2 separate regions of the Mus musculus genome follow, and region 1 is linked to region 2. A link is a loop called in an ENCODE intact Hi-C map of the cell type or tissue named here. Cell type or tissue: left cerebral cortex. All regions are shown on one strand.

What was found. A loop is a pair of places that touch in the nucleus more often than their neighbours do. Peaks named below come from ENCODE experiments on the same cell type or tissue, not always from the same donor. Only the 100,000 strongest peaks of a DNase experiment are listed, where the experiment ranks them.
Region 1: a loop joins it to region 2, with 4 times the contacts of the local background. A loop is called at or near these places in 2 of 42 quality-filtered maps.

What each region holds. Positions count from the first base shown.
Region 1 is chr7:73,328,711-73,331,210 of GRCm38, forward strand. All of the region lies in intron 1 of A730056A06Rik (RIKEN cDNA A730056A06 gene), which reads right to left. Among named protein-coding and RNA genes, the nearest start is that of 4930429H19Rik, 20 kb to the left of the region's middle. In left cerebral cortex, no CTCF peak of the experiment used is centred here; DNase peaks (open chromatin) are centred at 284, 1,147 and 2,267.
Region 2 is chr7:72,587,929-72,590,428 of GRCm38, forward strand. No RefSeq gene overlaps it. Among named protein-coding and RNA genes, the nearest start is that of Gm36865, 240 kb to the right of the region's middle. In left cerebral cortex, no CTCF peak of the experiment used is centred here; a DNase peak (open chromatin) is centred at 1,410; H3K27ac peaks cover 320 bases.

The DNA.
Region 1 (2,500 bases), 740 kb after region 2:
TGCCTAATTCTGTCACTTAAGGAATTAGTTTTAACATGTGAATTTGGCGAGTTCACAAGTATTCAGACCTCAGTACAACCTGAACACTGTCTTTATGTTAGTCTCTGTCAGGGCTCTATCCCCGGCACCTCCAGTGTTGCCTGGCCAGCTGATGTTTATGGATGAATGGATTGCTCCCTCAGGAAGACACATACAATTTAGAGAAGCCCCACTTAGGAGACTTTCTTTTTATATACATTCACAATTTATGACTTCTTTGTTTAGCCATGATGTCAGATGTTCCAACTAGAAGTATCTTCGGCTTGGGAATTATGAGTAAGCTGTTCCTTTGTAAAACAGCTGGGCTGCAAAGGGCAAGATGAGAAACTGCAGGAGGGAATCTGCTGTCTCTCCTACACATACTGGGTTTTTGTTTTGTGGACTTGGTTTTACTGGATTTGGTGTGTGGTGTGGTTGTGGTGTGTGTGTGTGTGTGTGTGTGTGTGTGTGTGTGTGTGTGTGTGTGTATGTCTGTCTGTCTGTCTATCTGTCTGACTGTGCCTGTGCCTGTATCTCTGTGTGTCTATGTGTGTCTATGTGTATCTGTGTGTATGTGTCTGTGTGTCTCTGTGTGTGTCTGAGTGTGTTTGTGTATCTATGTGTCTGTGTGAATGTGTCCGTGTGTCTGTGTGAGTGTGTGTGTGTGTTTCCATGTGTGTGTGTGTCTGTGTGTGTGTGTCCGTGTGTGTGCGTGCGTGTGTGTGTGTGTGTGTGTGTGTGTGTGTGTGTGTTGGTTATTTGGGGACTTTTTGAGACAGGGTGCCATGCATCCCGGGCAGTCTTTAAACTTTATGTAGTTTAAAGTTTACCCTGAACTCTGATCTTCTCGCCTCTCTACCTTTTAAGTGCTGAAACTACAGGCGTGAGATACCCAGAACATCTCCCGTTGGTTTTTTAATGTTCTGGTGCATTGGAATGAGAATAATGTGCAGATCGTGGACTCTTCCATTCCTAGGAACTACCTGCCTCTTCTTCCTGTGGGACTTTGCTTTCTGGAATGTAGGATTCACCCTAAGCCCACAGGAAGTGGTTCTTCCTCCTGCTAATCACGGGTATCACTCTGAGACTCTCTCTCTGAGCTGCACGTGTGAAGTGTCGCTCTGCAGGACTGACTCACACCCTTGGAGGGCCTCGACTTCTATTCTAACAGAATAAGCACCATCAGCCTGCTCGCTTCCTCCCTACACGGCCTGGAATGAGACACAGAGTGAAAGGGCAAGGCTGAAGGCATCTGCCCCCAAACAGAGCTCGAGGAGGTAGCGAGCCTTGTCTCATCCTTCACATCACAGTTCACACCTCATTGTTAAACCTCAAGCCCAGCTACGCACAGGCGCATTCAATGACTGCTTTGAAATGTCATGAGAGCCCTGGAGAATAAGAAAGTCTAGTTAGGGGTGGAAATCTCAACCTGTGTCTGCTGTTCTTCCTGTCACCCTGTCCAGTGAATTTTAGCCCTGCCTTGCCAGCCCCTAACATCGAATACGTCAATTCTTTGCAGTTAACATGTGCACAAGTACATGCATATATGTGTACATGTGCCCTACAAGTTTTGTTCTCTAGTGGTCCCTGACTAGCACAGGTGTGAACAAAGCCTACAACTAGCAAAAGCTGACCAGGGCAATACCTACCATTCTTGCTTGTATTGGTCCTATATGGTCAATGCTGAGCAAACCCTTCATCAATCTGATATCCTACAAAAGGGTCATGAGCTACGTAGAGTCTAAAAACTCTATGCACTGAGAACTCTACTTGCCACGCACACACTATGGGGAGATCTGAGTCTCAGAAGCAAGGAGGCTGGGGCTTATTTCAGTTACCAATGGATGTTTCATTCCGCAAAGAGTGTGAAGTTGGCCATGGACCTTACATGGGATGAACCAAAGAGGAGCGTCACTGGATGGGAGCACACAGTGATGCTCCCAGCCCCGTTCTGGCTGACACTCAGATAAATAGACAACTGTGTATGGACACCCTGTTAAGAGGAATTCCTCGGAGGAAAAGACATCTAGACTGTGGCTCAGGCCCTGCCCTGAGCAAGTCTTCCAGGCCAGTCCTAAAGGAACTTGAAGAGGTGTCATCAGTAGATAGGAGGGGGAGGCTTCAGGGATCAGTGTCAGGGTTCCCTAAGAGACACAGGGAGGAAGGTGGGTGCGTTGATGAGCTCCCTGGAGAACAGAGCAGCTGAGGACAGGCTGTTCCTCTGCAGGCGAGAACAAGCCAAGAAAAATCCTTGGCAGAAACACAGCTAAAGACAGCAACACGGATCCACGGAACGAAGTCTTAGCAGTGGGAACAACGTGGTTCTCGGTGACTTCCTATAGAAGCACGATTCTACCTACCAGGCTGAGCGGTCTATGCAAGAAGCTCACAGATCGCGTGGAGCCGGTTTGAAGGGCATACTATGTCCTAATTGGGAAAGGAATTCTAAGACTTCTCACATATCATGAATCAATGATGGGAG
Region 2 (2,500 bases):
GTATGCAGTCAAAACAAGTAAACACAAGAAATCCAGTCTAAGCAATGTGCGTTCAGCCCTTGTACTTAATTAAGCCTCCTGAAGACTCTGTATTCTCACACAGTAGAAGGGGCTGAGAAGTTCAGAGATCGCTCACACAGGACAAAACTGAGTTTGCATTCTGCCCCAACAAAGCAGCCTGTAGTGTGTTCATGTTTACCCAACACCATGGTTTCCCCAGTCACACTTCTCAGCTCTACTACAACACGTAAAGATTTCCAACAGGCAACTCCAAGTCTTAAGGTAGAGCCTGGCTGAGTAAGACTCTGGATTGCTTTCTCTAAGATATCTTTGTTATTACAGAGACAGAGCCTTCTTCAACCTACCCATTGGTCATCCTTGGCATCTCATTTTGTATCTTATGATGGAGAACTGCCATCTGGAGAGCTTTCTTTCAAGGTCTTTCTCAGACACACCACCAAAATGATTATATTTTCCATCCTGTTTTCCAGGAATCAGCAACAAGAAAAGAAAAGAAAAAAAAGTTTAAGCCCTGCTCATTCTACCCTCTAAAACAAACACTTTTTGATTATAAAGGAAGAACTAATATATCATATATATGTTATTATACATTACCATTACAATATGTTATATCATATTATATAACAAATAATAATATGTATTATTGTATATTATATTATAAACATTTCATATACATGCATATATACACATATAATCATACATGATAATTATAATTAAAGGATAATTATAATAATTATAATATAATATATAACAAAATAAAATAATATATAATAAACAATACAACATTATGTAAATTATATCTAATATATAATATATATTATTCATCATATTTTTTTTCTCTGTAGAGGAGAGAGACTGAGTAACTGAGTCTATACCTCAGATTCATGCCTCTAACTACTTCTATGCCACTAAAATACAGGGAAAGAGCATAAAAGGAAGGAGATGAAGAAGCTGGGAGAACATGAAGGCACTTTTGGATTGTGAAGCAGGATGGTCATTCAGACCTAGGTTTAACTGTTGCTTCTTTTAAAAGTGGTGCATGGGAGCAAACGTTCCCTGTTTGTCTAAATGGTCTTATGAGATTATCTGCAGGGGGCACAGACTTAGAATCCATGTAGAGACACATCCTTCTTTTCGTTTCTCAATGCCCTGTTTTGTTCCATTCCGTGGGATGGTTTCTTGAGGATCACTCATTTATGATGCTCAAGAGGACAGGGCTAATGCTGATGGCTATCATGCATTGAAACACACTCAGAAATGGCCTCCAGGACAGCTTTGATGGAGTATAACTACACAATGCTCAGGCTCCCTGCAGGCTATTTGTAAATGCAGCACAAAGCTCCAGGAGACATGGTCCTCAGAGGAGGAGGACGATTGGAACAGTACCAGGCCAGCTGCCTCTTCCCACCTCTGACTCACATACTTCCTCTCCAGGCTGGAATCTGATGTTGCCAAGACAGCTGAAAAACTCAGTAAATTTTTATTTAAATAGAAGCTAATCAAGGAGTTGAGCTTGGATATGGATTCTGATTTCTCTGCTGCTATGACTCCATGATTGCCCAACATCACCAGCCACTGCATTCTCAGCACCAAAGCCCACTCCCAGGCCCTACGCTGGCCAAGTCCAGCAGTTTTGGCTGGGCATGTCTGAGGCCAGACTTAGCAGTTCATCATGCCCAAATATGGCAAGGGTCCTAGACGGCAGAAGCATCACAGCTGGACTTGAGGTGAGTCAAGTCAAAATGCATTTCTCTTCACATGGGAAGCCATTTTATATCGTGTAGATGGTTTGGGCTGAATGTAGAGGTACTGCAGGCATGGAATAAAAATCCAAAGTAACATTTATGAAAAACATCTTATAAACTATCTCCTGAAATGACTACTGTAAAAGTTACTTTAATCCAATGAAGAAATGTAGTTTATTATTTATACATGTCATATTAAGAGCTCATTTCATTATTTTATGTATGTCCACTTTAATGCAGATTTTTAAAATTATAATTGTGTAATATCTTTTAACACTTTTTTAATCTTTTAATTTCCCCTGAGTTTATTTACCTGTATAATAATTAATATAATAATAATTATGTAATTATAGTAATAATAATAAAATGCTCACTATATAATCACAATGTGGTATACATAGTTCTCTAAGTGGACTGTATATATACAATAACAACAGTCATACCCTTTGTTAAATAGGTAGATGCCCTGTTAAGGGTTCTTAGCACATGCAGATCCAAAGCACACGAAATACAAAGGGCACAAGAAAACCTTGAGAAGTGTCTTCTATGTTCAATAATACATCCAAACTCAGAGTACATTCAATATGTGTTGTTCCTTGTACATCCATTGTGTATAAATAAAGCCATTAACACTCAGCTGCCCTGGAGCCTCTTCTACCCTCAGAACTCAGTAATTAACTTTCTCTCTGTTTGGTTTGATCCAAACTAGAAATCTCACAGGACATAAGCCCTAA